2 separate regions of the Homo sapiens genome follow, and region 1 is linked to region 2. Evidence: read pairs that join two places in POLR2A ChIA-PET (ENCODE). Cell type or tissue: CD4-positive, alpha-beta T cell. All regions are shown on one strand. Each heading gives the region's core, and the rest is flanking DNA. Links, peaks and the distances in the headings are about the cores only. Region 1 overlaps LOC124903703 (a long non-coding RNA gene). Region 2 holds the start of CARMIL2 (capping protein regulator and myosin 1 linker 2).

What was found. Peaks named below come from ENCODE experiments on the same cell type or tissue, not always from the same donor. Only the 100,000 strongest peaks of a DNase experiment are listed, where the experiment ranks them.
Region 1: POLR2A ChIA-PET joins it to region 2 with 13 read pairs; 26 of 35 experiments call an interaction of 5 or more read pairs at or near these places.

The regions. Positions count from the first base shown.
Region 1 is chr16:67,549,652-67,559,629 of GRCh38, forward strand. The region is part of intron 1 of LOC124903703 (a long non-coding RNA gene); the gene reads right to left. Among named protein-coding and RNA genes, the nearest start is that of CTCF-DT, 7.7 kb to the right of the region's middle. RefSeq lists enhancers at 2,545-3,046, 3,047-3,546. In CD4-positive, alpha-beta T cell, for the core only: no CTCF peak of the experiment used is centred there; DNase peaks (open chromatin) are centred at 6,140 and 6,460; H3K27ac peaks cover 1,824 bases.
Region 2 is chr16:67,638,618-67,648,387 of GRCh38, forward strand. It overlaps CARMIL2 (capping protein regulator and myosin 1 linker 2), which reads left to right and starts at 6,527. Exons shown (of 38, transcript NM_001013838.3): 1 at 6,527-6,669; 2 at 6,923-7,014; 3 at 7,107-7,160; 4 at 7,401-7,463; 5 at 7,569-7,693; 6 at 7,809-7,900; 7 at 8,097-8,167; 8 at 8,283-8,356; 9 at 8,499-8,574; 10 at 8,682-8,770; 11 at 8,891-8,985; 12 at 9,063-9,149; 13 at 9,229-9,341; 14 at 9,435-9,697. The coding sequence starts at 6,630. It overlaps CTCF (CCCTC-binding factor), which reads left to right. Exons shown (of 12, transcript NM_006565.4): 12 at 1-560. RefSeq lists a silencer at 6,221-6,610. In CD4-positive, alpha-beta T cell, for the core only: a CTCF peak has its summit at 6,244 (motif pointing left); DNase peaks (open chromatin) are centred at 6,244, 6,514, 6,994 and 7,554; H3K4me3 peaks cover 1,685 bases; H3K27ac peaks cover 2,446 bases.

The DNA.
Region 1 (9,978 bases), core at 1,979-9,978, 89 kb before region 2:
GCCTGGGTGATACAGGAGGGTAAGCTTGGGAAGGACTCCAGTGCCTCATATAAACTGCTAATGAAGCACAATCTATCATTTAGAAAATAGGACTGACATTGGCCTGCGAGAAAGGGGTCTCTTGTTTCAGAAGGTTGACGGCAATTGGGTGATGGCCACTACTCTGAGTTTAATGTCAAGGGTCAAGTCTCACTTGTCTCCAGATACACCCAGGGCATATGGACACTCAGTGAATGCTGACTGAGAGCAGCTGAATTGCTATACGCAACACCTAGGTTTCTAACTGTCTCCTCTTAATTTCCTTACAACCTTCTCCTCCTCCTCAGGCATGTCTTAACATGGTGAAACCCCATGTTGTCTCTACTTAAAAAATAAAAATCGCCCCACAGGGTTCCATTCTAGGCCCTTTCCTCTCTCTCAAAACATACCCCTAGATGACCTCCCCATTCTGCTGGCTTCCATCCACATGCTGAGGCTGCATGCCAATCATTCACATGGTTCTTACCTTGCTTCCAGACCCCCACATCCAGCTGCTCACTGGACACTTCCTTTTGAACATCTGGGGCATTTCAAACTCAACATGCTCAAAATCAGACTCAACATCTTCTCAAAACTTGTTTCTCCTCCAACAGCTCTAGGGGTTACCAATTTCCCAGGTACCCAAGCCATATAACAGAGCCTCATCCTTACTCTTTCCTCTGTACCCACATCCCAGCCATCAGAATCCTCCCAATTAAATGCCCTAAATATATATTTTTTTGATATGGAGTCTTGCGCTGCTGCCCAGGCTGAGTGCAGTGGCGCAATCTCGGCTCACTGTAACTTCTGCCTCCCGGGTTCAAGCAATTCTTGTGCCTCAGCCTCTGGAGTTGCTGGGATTACAGATGCCCGCCACCACAACCAGCTAATTTTTGTATTTTTAGTAGAGACGAGGTTTCACCTTGTTGGCCAGGCTGGTCTCTAACTCCTAACCCCAAGTGACCCACCCGCCTCAGCCTCCCAAACTGCTGGGATTACAGGTGTGAGCCACGGCACCTGGCCCATATATTTCTTTAGCAAGCTGCATGCCCACCTGCTCTTGTCACAGGAGCCTGCGCTTTCCCTTCTATAAGACTAATCACACTTCATTGCAATTGCTTATTTTATTTATTTATTTATTTTTTGAGATAGAGTTTCACTCTTGTTGCCCAGGCTGGAGTGCAATGGCGTGATCTCAGCTCACCACAACCTCTGCCTCCTGGGTTCAAGCGATTGTCCTGCCTCAGCCTCCCGAGTAGCTGGGATTACAGGCATGTGCCACCACACCCGGCTAATTTTGTATTTTTAGTAGAGACGGCGTTTCTCCATGTTGGTCAGGCTGGTCTCAAACTCCTTACCTCAGGTGATCCACCCACCCTGGCCGCCCAAAGTGCGGGATGACAGGCGTGAGCCACCGCACCTGGCCTGCAATTGCTTATTTACTTTGTACCCTCTGGAACATACATTCATAATATATGCTGACAATTTTACTGGGTAACCACCCAGGTCTGAGGTGGGTGCCTTCCCTCTAGAACTTGGTCCAAGTGTTTTGTTTTGTTTTTGGGACAGGGTCTTGCTCTGTTGTCCTGGCTGGAGTGCAGTGGTATGATCATAGCTCACCGTAACCTTGAACTCCTGGGCTCAAGGGATCCTCCTACCTCAGCCTACCAAGTAGCTGGGACTATAGGCACACACCACTATGCCCTGCTAAAGAGGTGGTCTCACTATGTCGCCCAGGCTGGCCTCAAGTGATCCTCCCACCTTGGCCTTCTAAAGTGCTGGGATCACAGGTATGAGGCATCACACCCAGCCTTTTTATTTTTTTTAAACAGCTCTTTTTGAGATTTAGCGCACCTACCATGCAATTCAACCATTTAAAGTGTACAATTTGGCCAGGCGCAGTGGCTCATGCCTATAATCCCAGCACTTTTGGAGGCCAAGGCAGGTGGACTACCTGAGGTCAGGAGTTCCAGACCAGCCTGGCCAACATGGTGAAACCCCATGTTGTCTCTACTTAAAAAATACAAAAATTAGCTGGGCATGGTAGTGGATGCTTCTAATCCCAGCTACTTGGGAGGCTGAGGCAGAAGAATCTCTTGAACCCGGGAGGTGGAGGTTGCGGTGAGTTAGATCATGCCACTGCACTCCAACCTAGGTGAAGAGTGAGACTCCATCTCAAAAAAATAAATAAATACTTAAAGTGTACAATTCAATGGCTTTTAGTATATTCAGAGTTGCACAGCCATCACCACAATTTTAGAACATTTTCATCAACCCAAAAAGAAACCCTGCACCCCTTAGCTGTCATCCCTGCGCTTCCATATTCTCCACCCTACCCCCAGGCAACCACTAATCTACTTTCTGTCTCTACAGATTTGCCTATCCTGGATATGTCTTACAAATGAAATCAGGTTAGGGCTTTCCAACTTACCCAGTTCTAAGATTCACCTGAGAACTTCCCTGGAGATTCCAATTCAGCAAATCTGGCGTAGGGCCAGCCAATTCTCTATTTGTTCAGGCTGCATCTGCCTTTGCTATGCCCAGCACCCAAGGCCAGATACACAGTAAGTGGTCCAGAAATATCTTCTGATGAATACCTCTAAAACCTGTCTCTAGCTCTGGTTTCCCTTACATACACCTCCCCAACTGATGGCCTTGTCTTATGTCAAAAGCAACCTGAAAAGCACTTTGAGTGTGAAAGTACCATATGTTCAGTGTGGAAGAAGCCTGGAAACTCAAACACTCTCCCTAGTCCCCCCCATGGGGCATAGCGCTTTAGAATGCACTTTCACCACCAGGATCCCAATTAAGGAATGGAACAGAAGCCTGAGGAGGGGACAACAGAGGGAGGGAGGACTGAGGTCAGACTGGTGGAGGAAGCAAGCAAGCTGAATCCCCAGGGGCCAGAGGGGGCAGTTAGAGATGAGGCTGAGGGGGTGAGCAGGGGCTTGGTGAGCATGGGAGGCCTTGTGGAGTGGCTGAGTTTGGAATTTATCCCAGGGTACCGGGGAGCCACCAGTGGGCTTGAAGCAGGGGGGTTTTGTGATCACGTGTGTGCTTTGGGAAGGTCACTCTGGCAGCTGTGAGAGGGAGGAGGCCGGAAGCAGGGAGGAGCCTGCAGTTACATTAGAAGAAGCAAGAGTCTGGGCCTGGTGGCTCACGCTTATAATCCCAGCACTTTGGGAGGCTGAAGCAGGTGGATTGCTTGAGCTCAGGAGTTTGAGACCAGCCTAGGCAACATGGCAAAACCCCATCTCTACAAAAAATACAAAAATTAGCTGGGCACGGTGGTGTGCACCTGTAGCATCAGCTACTGAGGAGGCTGAAGCAGGAGGATAACTTGAGCCTGGGAGGTTAGGGCTGCGTGAGCTGTGACTGCACCACTGCCTGATAGCCTGGGCAACAGAGTGAGACCCCATCTCAAAAAAAAAAAAAAAAAAGAAGCAAGAGTAGCCTGGGCCAGAGTGGGTAAAGGCTAGAAGCAGAGGCTTGAAAGTCATGCTCGCTTTAGCATGCGGTTTCATATGACTACTGTGATGTCCAGTGACTGCTCCGCTCCATTCCTTCCACACCTGTAGCCTATACCTTTACACTTCCCTTTTCATCCTTGACTTTTACCTTCTAATACTCAAGGTTTAGTCTGATATTTCCACACTAATATAAAACGAAATAGAAGGCACTCGAGGGCTAGGGACATCCTCTATCTATCTCTGGTAGTACCTAACCTTGAACATAGACCTGGGTCCTAAGCAGTTATTCAGGACATACTTGTAGATTAATAAGTCATCACCTAAATACCTCTGCTGTCTGCCTGAGAGCCTGAAGTTTCCACAATTAAAGCCCTTCCCAGCCTGGGCAACATAGTGAGACCCTGTCTCTATAAATAATTCTTTTTTTTTTAATTAGCCAGACATGGTGGCATGTGCCTGTAGTCCTAGCGACTCAGGAGGATTGCTTGAGCCCAGGAGTTAAAGGCTGCAGTGAGCTATGATTACGCCATTGCACTTCAGCCTGGGTGACAGAGTGAGATCCCATCTTTTTTTTTTTTTTTTTTCCTGAGACAGAGTCTCGCTCTGTCGCCCAGGCTGGAGTGCAGTGGTGCAATCTTGGCTCACTGCAACCTCTACCTCCCAGGTTCAAGTGATTCCCCTGCCTCAGCCTGCTGAGTAGATGGGATGACAGGCACACACCACCACAACCAGCTAATTTTTGTATTTTTAGTAGAGACGGGGTTTCACCATGTTGGTCAGGCTGGTCTCGAACTCCTGACCTCGTGATCCACCCACCTTAGCCTCCCAAAGTGCTGGGATTATAGGCCGTGATTGCCATCACACCAAGCCTACAGTCCCCCATTTTTTATGGGGGATATGTTCCAAGCTCTCTGGTGGATGTCTGAAATCAAGGATAGTCCTGAATCCTATATATAGTATGTGTTATCAATCTGATAACTGAGATGGCTACTAAGTGGCTAATAGGTGGGTAGTATATACAGCATGGGTATGCTGGACAATGGAACGAGTCACATTCCAGGCAGTATGCAGCAGGATGTTGTGAGATTTCACCACTCTACTCAGAATGGTGTGCAATTCGAAACATGATTTCTGGAAGTTTCCATTTAGTATTTTCAGACTGCAGTTGACCATGTGTAACCAATAGCAGAAAATAGCAGAAAGTGAAGCTGTGAACAAGGGGGAGACTACTGTACTCATTCTGATTTTGCCAACAAGTTGCCGGACAACCCTGAGCAAGTCACTTCATTTCTGAATTTAGGACAAAACTGCCTGGCTGATCAAATAGAGCTGTGAGCATCACTTGAAAAGGCAGACATGAAGGTGTTTTGCAAAATGAAAAATATAGAGATGGATTATAAAGGGTGATCCATGCATGTTTGGAAAAGTAAGTAACAGCACAGAAAACAAAATCAACTTCTAAAACATTGGATATAGGTTTAGCAACAGTCCTTTATACCTTTAAGAGCAGTCATTTGAGCTGAGAGGTAAAAAATAAATATGGCTGGCCGGGGTAACCCCAGCACTTTGGGAGGCTGAGGCGGGCAGATCACAAGGTCAGGAGATCGAGACCATCCTGGCTAACAGGGTGAAACCCCATCTCTACTAAAAATACAAAAACATTAGCTGGGCATGGTGGCACATACCTGTAGTCCCAGCTACTCAGGAGGCTGAGGCAGGAGAATTGCTTGAATCTGGGAGGCGGAAGCTGCAGTGAGTCGAGATCTCGCCACTGCACTCCAGCCTGAGCGACACAGCGAGACTCCACCTCAAAATAAATAAATAAATAAATAGGCCGGCGTGGTGGCTCACGACTGTAATCCCAGCTCTTTGGGAGGCTGAGGTGGGCAGATCACATGAGGTTGGGAATTCCAGATCAGCCTGACTAACATGGAGAAACCCCGTCTCTACTAAAAATACAAAATTAGCCGGGCATGGTGGCGCATGCCTGTAATCCCAGCTACTTGGGAGGCTGAGGCGGGAGAATTGCTTGAACCCGGGAGGTGGAGGTTGTGGTGAGCCAAAATCATGCCATTGTACTCCAGCCTGGGCAACAAGAGCAAAACTCCGTCTCAAAATAAATAAATAAATAAATAAATAAATAAATAAATAAATAAATAAATAAGGCTTTCACAGGGGTCTGAAGAAAGCAGACATTAATAAGGAAAAAAACTCCTACAGTCTAGGCAGGAGATGATATGGAAGGATGAGTCTTTAAAATGTTAGAATAGGCCGGGCTTGGTGGCTCATGCCTGTAATCCCAGCACTTTGGGAGGCCGAGGCAGGCAGATCGTGAGGTCAGGAGATTGAGACCAGCCTGGCCAACATGGTGAAACCCATCTCTACTAAAAATACAAAAATTAGCTGGGCATGGTGGTGCGTGTCTGTAATCCCAGCAATTTGGGAGGTTCAGGCAGGAGAATTGCTTAAACCTGGGAGGCAGAGGTTGCAATGAGCCAAGATTGCACCACTGCACTCCAGGCTGGGCAACAGAGCAAGACTCCATCTTGGGGAAAAAAAAAATTTAAATGTTAGAAGTGGTTAGGCTTGGCAGTTGATGTTGGCAGACAATGAAAGCTTTCCAAATGTCTTTAAAGGTTTAGCATCACTACTCTACACCCTCATCCAATGGTGTAAGATGACTCGCTGTCCCCCAAATACTCTTGTAGACTTTTATGCCTTTGATCATGGCTCTTCACCTTACATGTCTTCGTGTCACTTGTTAATGCTTTGCTAATCCTTTAGACCCAGCTGAAATGAGATACTCCTGGAGTGATTTACTCCTTTAGCTGTGAGCTCATTTCTTTCCACTATAACAGTTATTGCATTAATTTTTTGTGTGTTTGTTTTAACCAGTTTTACTAGTTAAATTTTGAGTCCAAGGGCAGGAAACACATCGTGAGTCATCTTTGAATCTCCAGTGCCTAGAACAGGAAGCTACACACACCAAGTATTCAATAATTACTTGATGAGCTGCATCATGTCTCACACATGTTCTCAACAGGTATAGAGAAAACCAGAGTGTTCACATGTAACTTTAGGCCTTACCCCAAGGAGGGCAGGAAGATTCCCTGCTCATTATGTCTTAGAAAATCAATATGTCTCCCCTTCGTTTGTTGATTATCTTGATTAAAGAGTTTTTAAAAAACATGTAAATGATCATAATTATTGCAAGCTTTACAGGGGTAACAATAGGAGCCAAGGAAGATCTTGGAAATACAACTGTTCTCCTGAGAATCATAGGATAATGATTTCTGGCTGGGTGCAGTGGCTCATGCCTGTAATCCCAGCACTTTGGGAGGCTGAGGTAGGAGGATTGCTTCACACCAGGAGTTCGAGACCAGCCTGGGCAACATAGTAAGACCCCCATCTCTACAAAAAACAAAAAACCTTAGCCAGGTGTGTTGGCACTCGCCTATAGTCCCAGCAACTCAGAATGCTGAGGCAAAGGTTGCAGTGAGCAGAGTTCGCCACTGCACTCCACACCCCAGCCTGGGCAACAGTGGACAATGCGACCCTGTCTCAAAAAAAAAAAAAAAAAAAAAAGCTGCTTTATTTCTTGTCTAATCCTTATGGCTGTATCAAGCACAATGATCATCCCATTTTATTTATTTATTTTTTTGAGACAGAGTCTCCTCTGTCACCCAGGCTGGAGTGCAGTGGCGCGATCTCGGCTCACTGCAACCCCTGCCTTCCAGATTCAAGCAGTTCTCCCGCCTCAGCCTCCTGAGTAGCTGGGATTACAGGCACCCACTATCGTACCTGGCTAATTTTTGTATTTTTGGTCTTGAACTCCTGACCATAGGTGATCCACCTGCCTTGGCCTCCCAAAGTGCTGTGATTACAGGCATGAGCCACCACGCCCAACCTATCATCCCATTTTATAGAAGAGAAATCTATAGTTGAGTTGTTACGAATTCAACAGAGACCACACGGCTAATAAAAAACCAAGACTAGACTTGAATCCCGAACAATCTAATTCTAGCATCCAGAGAGGGTGACATTAAACATTTAAGTTACATAACTAACACTAGTTAATCTAATTAACTGCTCATCAAATATTTCTAGTAATTTGGCTTCCCCGAATGCTCTCCTATAGGGGATCAATATGCCTTTTGCCAGCACGAGGACACTGGTCCACTTGCCCGTTGTTAACAGCACTCTGCTTATCTAGCAAGCGCCTGTGAGCCTGACAAATCCCCGAGGAAGGAATCTGCTCTTAGGGTACAAACCACATTGGGTTTCTGGTCCTGTACGTGAGGCTCAAGGCCAGATCTTTTTTTTTTTTTTTTTTGAGACAGAGTCTCACTCTGTCGCCAGGCTGGAGTGGAGTGGTGCGATCTCTGCTCACTGCAACCTCCGCCTCCCAGGTTCAAGCGATTCTCCTGCCTCAGCCTCCTGAGTAGCTGGGATTACAGGCACACGCCACCACACCCAGCTAATTTCTGTATTTTCAGTAGAGACGGGATTTCACCATGTTGGCCAGGATGGTCTCAATCTCTTGACCTAGTGATCCGCCCACCTCGGCCTCTGAAAGTGCTGGGATTACAGGCATGAGCCACCGTGCCCAGCCTAGCCTTATTTTTATCACCTCAACTGTTTCACAGCCTGTCATCATATTTTCCCTCAGCTTGTTTCTTTCCAGCCTCAAACATTCTATTCCTTTTGTTTGGCCTTCTGTTCCTTCATCTTTGGAGCTGACTCCATAAAGTAGGACACATCAAGATTTACCATAAAGACAAGAAAATATTTTGTTTGTTTATTTATTTTTGAGATGAAGTCTCGCTCTGTCGCCCAGGCTGGTGTGCAGTGGCGCAATCTCGGCTCACTGCAACCTCCACCTCCCAGGTTCAAGCAATTCTCCTGCCTCAGCCTCCCGAGTAGCTGGGATTACAGGTGTGCCACCACGCCTGGCTAATTTTTATATTTTCAGTAGAGATGAGGTTTCACCATGTTGGCCAGGCTGATCTCAAACTCCTGACCTCAGGTAATCCGCCTGCCTCGGCCTCCCACAGTGCTGGGATTACAGGTGTGAGCCACTACGCCCAGCCAGAAAATATTTTCTTTTCTTCCTTCCTTAGTGATCCTTCGCATTTTCTCAGCCCTATGTGAGAGCAGTACATAGGGTCCTTGTCTTCAGAAAGCAGGCTTCAAGGCCACTTGGACCCCATTCCTGGCTTTTGATGCCTCAGAGATCATAGAGTTATAAATATAATTAATATATAGTTGTAAATATAATCATAAATATAATTGAGGCTTTTTTCCCTCTAAATCCACTGCCTCAGGCTGGGTGTGGTGGCTTACATCTGTAATCCCAAGACTTTGGGAGGCTGAGGTGGGCGGATCTCCTGAGATCAGGAGTTCAAGACCAGCCTGGCCAACATGGCAAAACCCCGTCTCCACTAAAAATACAAAAAATTAGCCAGGAGTGGTAGTGCACACCTGTAGTCCCAGCTACTCGGGAGGCTGAGGCAGGAGAATTGCTTGAACCCAGGAAGCAGAAGTTGCAGCGAGCTGAGATCGAGCCACTGCATTCCAGCCTGGGCGACAGAGTGAGATTACATCTAAAAATAAAATAAAATAAAAAAATAAATCCACTGCTTCATATTTGCCTACATAAAAGCTTTAGAAGGTGTTCCTGTAGTCTACTCTTAAAGAAGATGGGGACAGGTGTGGTGGCTTACATCCCAGCACTTTGGAAGGCCAAGACAGGAGAATTGCTGGAGCCTGAGACCAGCCTGGGCAACACAGTGAGACCTCATCTCCACAAAAAGAAAACAAAAAACAAAAAAAAAGGAAGGTGATTTGAAGTAAAATCTTGAGAAAGTGAACTAATTAGCTTATTAATGTTACTAGAAAGAAAATCTAAAGTTTAAATGCAAGTCAGCTTTTAATTTTTTTTTTATTTTTGAGACAATGTCTTGCTCTGTCACTCAGGCTGGAATGTAGTGGTGCAATCGGGGTTCACTGCAGCTTCAACCTCCTGGGCTCAAGTGATGCTCCTGCCTCAGCCTCCCAAGTATCTGGGACTACAGGTACACACCACCATGTTCAGCTAATTTTTTGTAGAGATGGGCTTTTGCCATGTTACCCAGGCTAGTCTCAAACTCCTGGGCTCAAGTAATCCACCTACCTTGGCCTCCCAAAGTGCTGGGATTACAGGCATGAGCCACTGTGCCTGGCCTATTTTTTATTTTTTTGAGACAGGGTCTTGCTTCATCACCCAGGCTGGAGTACAGTGGCACACACATGGCTCCCTGTAGTCTCGACCTCCTGGGCTCAAGCGATCTTCCCACCTCAGCCTCCCAAGTAGCTGGGACTACAGTCATACGCCACCACACTCAGCTAATTTTTAAATTTTTTGTATAAACAAGGTCTCCCTATGTGCATGTCAGCTTTGTTGTTTCTAGTACATAAGTTCTTAAGTATACCAGGAACTATTTGGGCTGAG
Region 2 (9,770 bases), core at 1,771-9,770:
GACATGCACGTGGCAGATCATGATTTCCAGCCCACGGAGCCAGCATTTGAACCTTGTATAATTAACTTTCAGTTATGATTTCCCATCGACATTTTCTTTGCCCTGTTTGTAGCTGATTGTTGTGTTTTATAAATCTTCTGTTAAGGCAGAAGGGTGATTATGAGTGGTTCACAGCAGCCCTTATAAGCTGGGCCAGAAAATTTCACTAGGTCAGTAATTTAAACCTTGGATCTTCAAAAAATAAAATAATGTGAAGCAAAACCAACTAAAAAGTGATTCTTGCACATGAACTGTCACATGTTTAAAAATGTGTTTTTTAGAGAGCCTCAGTCTTACTGATTTCAAACACTTTTTTCTTCTGTGTATTGCTTTTAAGAGAGCCATCAGTTAGCTATCAGACTCTAGGTTGATGCATTTTGTACTTAGCTGTACTGTGTGATATTTTTCATTATTTTAGGACGCCAACATGAGACCTGTAATAAAATATGTAATGGGGTTGAAAGCTGGGGAGGAGGATCTACTGCTGTACAGCTAATAAATCATAACGGATTAACAAGTGCTCCAAAGACTCCATCTTGCGTGATTCCTGCCTGCTTGAGGGAGGCTGGGGGGCTGCATACATGGTTCCAGGCTGTGCAGGCTGCTGCCTTTCACAGGCAACCTCTGTTCCCTGGGATGGTACTTTCTCTAGCAGATGGGACGATATGATCTTGGCGGGTGACTGGATATTGAGCGCATCCTGCTGTAACTGTTTTTTTGTTTTGTTTTGTTTTGTTTTGTTTTGTTTGAGATGGAGTCTCGCTCTGTTGCCCAGGCTGGAGTGCAGTGGCGCAATCTCAGCTCACTGCAACCTCCACCTCCCAGGTTCACGCCATTCTCCTGCCTCAACCTCCCGAGTAGCTGGGACTACAGGCGCCTGCCACCATGCCTGGCCAATTTTTTGTATTTTTAGTAGAGACTGGGTTTCACTGTGTTAGCCAGGATGGTCTCGATCTCCTGACCTTGTAATCCGCCTGCCTAGGCCTCCCAAAGTGCTGGGATTACAGGCGTGAGCCACCACACCCGGCCCCTGCTGTAACTTCTTAACTCCCCAAAATGTGTGTCTAAGTAGACAGGTGAGTAGATGGACAGCAGCCAGCTTCCATGATCCACTTGAGGAGTAAGTGCCCCATGCACAGAGTAGATGGGGCGTAGAGCTGCTTAGAGTGAAAGGGGCTGAGGGGAAGCTGGTCTACTCAGGCTCTCAGCTCAAGGAGGCCTAGGATCAGATGTACCTGGAGCTCTGCCAGGTGTGAGGGAACAGAGAGGAGCTGGGCCCAGTCTGCCCTAGAGAAGTTCATTTGAAAGGAGAGACAGATGCACAACCACCGAGTAGTGAAGAGACCGTCTTAGATAATAGAGCTGCCTGGTAGCACTTCAGGAAGGTGGTTGGAAAGGGAGTTGTGTCGTGTTTGGAATCTTAGGCGTGAGTGGAAAATTATCTTGCTGCTGCTGCCATTCCTAGGCAGATTGCTTTGGCAAACCCACTTGAGGTGAAAGCTTAAACCACTTGAGTTTTTTAACCTAAATTCCAACTTAGGAGTTGTCAATTAGAAGTAACAGAGCAAAATGTGTGAAGCTTTTAGCTGGCTAGTGCTGTCCACACAGATGGGTCTCCCAGGAAAACGACCCAGGGCCTCCTGGGGCCTCGGGACTCAGCCAGGCAGTTAACTCGTTGGTCTGAAAGTTAGTGGTCTCAGGCTGTTGGAGCTTGAGTTCTCTATCCCATCCACGGGTTTACCCGCCAGGGTACCCCCTACCAGCCAGCCAAAACTTTTTTTCTTTTTTTCTTTTTTTTTTTTGAGACGGAGTCTCGCTCTGTCACCCAAGCTGGAGTGCAGTGGCACAATCTTGGATCACTTCAACCTCCACCTCGGGTTCAAGGGATTCTCCTGCCTCAGCCTCCTGAGAAGCTGGGATTACAGGCACCCACCACCACACCTTGCTAATTTTTGTATTTTTAGTAGAGATGGGGTTTCACCATGTTGACCAGGCTGGTCTGGAACTCCTGACCTCAGGTGATCTGCCCGCCTCGGCCTCCCAAAGTTCTAGGATTACAGGCATGAGCCACCACACCCGGCCCCAACTTTTTTTTAATTCCAAGTTTTTTTTGAGACAGGGTCTCACTCTGTCACCTAGGCTGGGATGTGGTGGCACAATCAGCTCACTGTGACCTTGAACTAGGCTCAAGCAATCCTCCTACCTCAGCCTCCTGGATAGCTGGGACTATGGGCCATGCCATCACACCTGGCTCATTTTTGTTTTTTTTGTTTTTTTAGGGTTTTTTTTTTTTTTTTTTTTTTTAGAGATAGGATCTTGCTATGTTGCCCAGGCTAGTCTCAAACTCCTGGACTGAAGTGATCTTCCTGCCTCAGCCTCCAAAAGTGCTGGATTATAGGCATGAACCACCATTCCCAGCCACCTAAGCATATATAACCTCTTTGCAGAACAATGAGGCTCAGTTTTTCTGTATCTTCATTCAACACAGCCTGTCATTCCTGATTGTATACATTCTGTTTGAAAGGTTTTTGTTTGTTTGTTTGCTTGTTTGTTTGTTTTGAGATGGAGTCTCGGTCTGTTGCCAGGCTGGAGTGCAGTGGCGTGATCTCGGCTCACTGCAACCTCTGCCTCCCAGTTTCAAGCAATTCTCCTGCCTCAGCCTCCCCAGTAGCTGGGAATACAGGCACGCACCACCACACCTGGCTAATTGTATTTTAATAGAGACGGAGTTTCACCATGTTGGCCAGGATGGTCTCAATCTCCTGACCTCATGATCCGCCCGCCTCGGCCACCCAAAGTGCTGGGATTACAGGCGTGCACCACCATGCCCGGCCCTCTGTTAGAAAGTTTAAAAGTTTAAAAGTAGCCTCCCAGCTACTTGGGAGGCTGAGGCAGGAGAATTGCTTGAACCCGGGAGGCGGAGGTTGCAGTGAGCCAAGATTGCGCCACTGCACTCCAGCCTGGGTGACAGCGAGACTCCGTCTCAAAAAAAAAAAGTTTAAAAGTGGATTTGTTTTAGCTGGAGAGGGGGCAAGAGAATTGACATCCTGATGGAGTTAAGGCTGAAAAGGGATCCTCCTGCTGCATAGCCCAGGATGCATCCTGTCTGTCCCTTAATTATAAAACATTCAGCAGCAGAAGCCAGTTGTGTTACTGCTTCTGTTGACAGGGAAGTTCCTGAACCTGCATGCAGCTCCCTCAGTGTTAAGCCACAGAAGTAAAGAACCTTTGCCCCTTTCACCCCTAGGCTGGCATCACCCTATTGCTGCCCAGCTCAGCAAGTACCTGAACCCTTCTCTGACTTGTCAGGACCTGGTCTTTGAAAATCATCTGTGGTGAGCCTTATGGCAGCACCAAGGGGGCATAGCCCGGCCCACCTGGGAGGCAAGTCTCGCCCTCAGCCTGTGCTACCCAGAGCAGGCGAGGCTGATGCTCTCGGGAGCTTTGACATTTCCTGAATGCCCATGGAGTGGCATGCCATCCAGAACACAGACGGGCTTGAACAAGCTGACAGCTTCTCACTGAGTCACTGTCACTTGTAAGAACCGAGTCCCATGTGTTCACTTGGTCTCTGAGATCAGGTTTGCTGTGTTACTACCTCCCTGACCACCATCAGCCACGTGGCTAGCCCTGCAAGCCTGTCCAGATCTCTTAGTTGTCCCTGCCTGCCCCCATGTGCTCACACACACAGGGACTGGCCCCACTGGCATCGCTGCAGCCTCCAGAGGCCCTCCACCTGGGCATGGCTCCAGCCCTTTTGGCAGTCACTCTCATTTCTCTCTCCTCCTTGTCATTCTAAACAGAAAAATCCCAGTGAGGTGGATTTTCTGCCATTCTGTTTTGGAATCCCTGGGTTGTCATGGTAGACTTGGCAAATGTGAGTGTTATCTGAGTGCCAGGCACTGTTGCGGGCACTTCCCTTAATAAACATTGAATCCTTTGAGCAAGGCTTGAGGTTAGTTAATAGCTCCGGCTTACAAACAAAACTGGAAGACCAGAAAGGCTAAGCAATGTGTTCAGTGTCAAAATCTAGGCAGTGTGCCTGCAGAACCTGCTTTTTTTTTTTTTTGAGACGGAGTCTTGCTCTGTCGCCCAGGCTGGAGTACAGTGGTGAGATCTTGGTTCACTGCAACCTCTGCCTCCTGGGCTCAAGCAATGCTCATGCCTCAGCCTCCCCAGTAGCTGGGACTACAGGTGCCCACCACCACGCTTGGCTAACTTTTTGTATTTTAGTAGAGACAAGGTTTCACCATGTTGGCCAGGTTGGTCTCGAACTCCTGAGCTCAGGCGATCCACCTCGGCCTCCCAAAATGCTGGGATTATAGGCATGAGCCACTACACCTGGCCAGAACCTGCATTCTTGGTTCCTTGGCAGTACTGTGTGAGACCTACTGAATTGTCACCCTACAAGCAGTTTGAGGGTTCTGTGTGGTCTTAGAGCCTTAGATCTTAATCCAAATTATGTCTCTTCGTGGCCAGGCATGGTGTCTCACGCCTGTAATCCCAGCACTTTGGGAGGCCGAGGTGGGCAGATCACCTGAGGTCAGGAGTTGGAGACCAGCCTGACAAACATGGTGAAACCCCGTCTCTACTAAAAACATAAAAATTCCCTGGGTGTGGTGGCACATGCCTGTAATCCCAGCTACTTGGGAGGCTGAGGCAGAAGAATTGCTTGAACCCAGGAGGCAGAGGTTGCAGTGAACCAAGATCGCCCTACTGCACTCCAGCCTGGGCAACAAGAGCGAAGCTCTGTCTAAAATAATAATAATAATAATGATAATAATAATAATAATAATTAGCCCAGGCATGGTGGTGGGCACCTGTAATCCCAGCTACTCGGGAGACTGAGGCAGGAGAATTGCTGGAACCTGGGAGGCGGAGGCTGCAGTGAACCAAGATCGCCCTACTGCACTCCAGCCTGGGCAACAAGAGCGAAGCTCTGTCTAAAATAATAATAATAATAATGATAATAATAATAATAATAATTAGCCCAGGCATGGTGGTGGGCACCTGTAATCCCAGCTACTCGGGAGACTGAGGCAGGAGAATTGCTGGAACCTGGGAGGCGGAGGCTGCAGTGAGCCAAGATTGTGCCACTGCACTCCAGCCTGGACCACAGAGCAAGACTCTATCTCAAAACCAACAAACAAACCAAGTATGTCTCTTCAATCGGGGAGGCAGCAGGAACTCTCTGTGCTGCATCTTCTGCAGCTGACTCCTCCTTGTCACCCTTAGCTGTCATTTCACCTCCACCTTGCTGAGCTATGGGCAGGGTAGACTGCTGTTCCTTACCGCTTAAGTGGAGTTTAGATTGTAATAGAAGAAAAAAAATGCAGTCTCTTCCTGTGAACTTTCCAGAATCTAGGTCCTGGTCTTTGAGAGGGCAACAGGCTACCAGGCCCCACCCTATGACTGTCTGACCCCTCTCAGCCCTGGAGACACTGGCTTATTTCTCTCTCTCTGGCTGCCCCCTCCCAAACTCTCTCCAGCCTGGGGAGAAGGCAGACACAAGAAGACCCTCATGTACCTGGACGACTCACTCCGGCCCTCTATGAAGTGCTTGGGGTTCAGGGCTCACCTTAGCCCCAGGCTTCCCCCCGAAGGCTCCGGGTACACCCTCACCTTCGGCCCTGACCCCACCTCTGCGGCAAGGAAGGGCGTCTGGACCCATCAGGCTGTTTTTTTTTTTTTTTTTTAGACAGGACCTGGCTTTGTCACCCAGGCTGGAGTACAGTGGTGCGATCTCCGCTCACTGCAAACTCTGCCTCCCAAGCTCAAGTGATCCTCCCACCTCAGCCTCCCAAGTAGCTAGGATTACAGACACACGCCATCACGCCGTCTAATTTTGTAAATTATTTTGCAGAGACAGGGTCTCCCTATGTTGCCCAGCTTGGTCTCGAACTCTTTGGCTCAAGCGTTCCTCCTTCCTCGGCCTTCCAAAGTGCTGGGATTACAGGCGTGAGCCACCGCGCCTGGCCCCATCTGACATTTTTTCCCACCCATTCAAAATCTCTTGGATCCCTAACAGGGTCACGGACTCCAGGTTCGGAGCAACGGGCAGGACCTCCGGTGTTGGCAGAATTCGGGCGCTCCTTGCTGAACAGTCCCCCTTCTGCCAGGCGCCTCGTCCACCTCCGCAGCCTGGGCTTTGGAGGGGACCAGCCCCGGTGGGCCGCGGGGATCCCCAGGCAGGCAGCGTCCCCTGGTGTTCGCGGCAGGGACTGCGGGGCGGGGTGGAAGCCGGGGGCAAGGACCCGCTGGAGGCCCGCCACACCCGCGACCCTCCCGGCCACGCCACTGCCCACCCCGACGTCTACCCTGGCGGAGAAGCTCCTGGGCGACGGGGCGGGCGGGCAGGTGGGACTCGGCCCCCCTCCCACAACCCCGCTCCCGGGCAAGCTCTCGAGCCGCGAGGCCGGGGCGGGGAGGGGCCGGGCCGGGGGCGGCCTGGCAGGAAGCGGCGCGCACCTTCCGCCGCCGGAGGAGCAGGTGGCTGCCGTGCGGGTCTGGGCCCCAGGCTTCCTGTGTGCGCGCTCGTCCTCTGCTGTTTCCCGCCGGAGCTCGTTGGGCCTCCCCGGCCCGCCCGGCCCATGGCCCAGACCCCCGACGGCATCTCCTGTGAGCTCCGAGGTAAGCGCTGGCCCTTCCTGCCTTCTTGGCCGGGAGGAAGTAGTGCAGCCCCAAAATCAGAGGCCCACCCAGCGCCCCAGAGGGCCTGGTCAGAGGTCCTCCCTGCTCCCCAGGAGGGCAGGCGCCCCAGATCCTCTCCCCTCCTTCCTCGCTGGCCGCAGATAAGCCCCAGGGCCCCAGCCTGGCACAGACTGTGGGCACCAGTGGCTTCTGTGCAAGGACTGAAGTCACCCAGCAGGCTGCCCTTCCACAGGCGAGATCACCAGGTTCCTGTGGCCCAAAGAGGTGGAGCTGCTGCTGAAAACCTGGCTACCCGGGGAGGGTGCTGTGCAAAACCATGTCCTGGTATGGGGCAGGGGACAGAGCCGGGGAGGCGGCTGTGGCCCCACAGAAAGAGCCTCTTGCTCTGCCCAGGATATCAGACTGTCTTTCCCCAGGCACTGCTACGATGGAGAGCCTACCTGCTGCACACCACCTGCCTCCCGCTGAGGGTGAGTCCCAGGGCCTGGCCACACCCCCGCCCGCCAGCAGCTACCTTGGCAGGGGGCTGCATCTGCAGAGTGGTCCTTCTTGGCCTTGTGGGCCCTGACTTTGCACCAGCACTGGGCTCTGGGCAGCCGACAGGAGGGGAGTCCAGGCAGATCTGGCTCTGCCCCAGGCTGCCCAAAGGACTGGACTTCCATGAGGGCGGGGCTGGGGGCTTGGTCCCAGCTGATCTAGGCCCTTTCTAGGTGGACTGCACGTTCAGCTACCTGGAGGTCCAGGCCATGGCGCTGCAGGAGACACCCCCTCAGGTGAGACACCTAGTACCCTACCTGGGCCTGCAGCCTGGTCTTCATGCTACCACCATCACCTGCGCCCATGTGTGGAGCCGAGGCCTAGTAGTGCCCCTTCCCTAGGTCACCTTTGAGCTGGAGTCCCTGCGTGAGCTGGTCCTGGAGTTTCCTGGTGTGGCCGCCCTGGAACAGCTGGCCCAGCACGTGGCTGCAGCCATCAAGAAGGTCTTCCCTCGCTCGACCCTTGGGTGAGGCCTGGCAAATTCGAGGGGCTGGCAGGGGAGGAGGGAGTGCATGAGAAGGGCTGCTTCCCATCCCAGAGGCTGGAAGTCCTTTGCCCCCTTCTCCTTAACCCCCTACCAGGAAGCTATTCCGGAGGCCCACACCAGCCTCCATGCTGGCTCGGCTGGAGAGAAGCAGCCCCTCGGAGTCCACTGACCCCTGCAGCCCCTGTGGTAAGGGTGAAGGCAGAGCCACAGGCCTTCCAGCCTGCCCCACCTCTGCCTCCCCAGACCCGCAAGCTGGGGGGGCCCCAAACTGAACAGAGCCATTCAGGTCCCAGCCACCACCTAGTCTGTGGGTCTGGTCTTCCTCCATCGCTGATGTTTTGTCTCTCTCCTTTTCCACATCGCACCCCTATCCCCTCCCCAGGTGGCTTCTTGGAGACATACGAGGCTCTGTGTGACTACAATGGCTTCCCTTTCCGAGAGGAGATTCAGTGGGTGAGGGTAGGGCCCTTTTGAAGGGCTCTGGAGACATCTGGTCCCCCATGTGTGCTGAGCCCCTCCCTGCCCCTTGTGGCCCCAGGCGAACTGTAAGCATCTCCTTCTCACCCAGGACGTGGACACCATTTACCATCGCCAGGGCTGCCGCCATTTCAGCCTGGGAGACTTCAGCCACCTCGGCAGTCGGTGTGTGGCCTGCCAGGATGGGAGAGGAGGAAGATCCCGGGGCCCATATCCCTGGGCCTCAGTTTCTCCATGGAGGGGCTGCTGGGCCTGGGACCTGGCTGGAGGGCCCTGAGCTCTGCCTCTGTTCCCACCCTCCCACCAGGGACCTGGCCTTGAGTGTGGCTGCCCTGTCCTACAACCTGTGGTTCCGGTGCCTCTCCTGTGTGGACATGAAGCTGGTGAGGGGGTTCGGGGTAAGGGCAGGGAGGGGCCAAGGGTGTGGGCCAGGGTGCAGCCCGCTGAGGGCCAGGGTGCAGCCCGTGAGCCGCCGCCCTCTGCTTCTCAGAGCCTTGAGGTCTCAGAACAGATTCTGCACATGATGAGTCAGTCATCACACCTGGAGGAGCTGGTGCTGGAGACCTGCAGCCTGAGGGGGTGAGGGGGACAGGGCAGGGCTTGGAGAGGAGAGTCTGGAGGCTTGGGACTGGGGGCTAGTGGCCTGGGAGGGGTTGGCAAACCAGGGGCAGAATCTCATGCCTGGGGTCTGGTCCCCAGAGACTTTGTCCGACGACTGGCCCAGGCGCTGGCGGGACACTCAAGCTCTGGGCTGCGGGAGCTCAGCCTCGCGGGGAACCTGCTGGATGACCGAGGTATGACTGAGCCTGGGGACCGCAGGGGTGGGCAGCAGGAGGAGGTGAGACCCACGTGGCTGTTCCCACCCCCCAAGGCATGACTGCACTCAGCAGACACCTCGAGCGTTGTCCAGGAGCCCTGAGGAGACTCAGCCTGGCCCAGACAGGGTTGACACCGCGAGGTAGGCTGGATGAGGGAGGGGGTGAGGGGAGGGGGGTGGGGGTCTGTCCAACTGCTGAGTGACCCCGACCCACCACCAGGAATGAGGGCTCTGGGCCGGGCACTGGCCACCAATGCCGCCTTCGACTCCACCCTGACCCACCTGGACCTTTCTGGGAATCCTGGGGCGCTGGGGGCCTCCGAGGACAGTGGGGTGAGTGGCTGTCTTCAGGGTGGGAGCTTGGGGTTGCTCATAAGCCCTGGGTAGGCGATCCCCCACTCCATCGCACCCCTGTCCTCCCTCCAGGGCCTCTATAGCTTCCTGAGCCGTCCTAACGTACTGTCGTTCCTGAATCTCGCAGGCACCGACACTGCCCTGGACACTGTGAGGGGGTGCTCCGTGGGGGGATGGATGACCGGCAGGGCGGACTGGAGGGCGGGACGGGGAGGGCTCGGTCCCCCCGCGGGTGTAGCCAACAGCCTCCCCCCGCAGCTCTTCGCAGCGGTATCCCGAGGCTGCTGCACCAGCCTTACCCACCTCGACGCTTCGAGGAACGTCTTCTCCCGCACGTAAGGGGGACCTGTCGGGGCCGGGGGAGGCTGCTGGAAGCCGCCTCCTTGCGGCCCCAGGCCCACCTTCCCA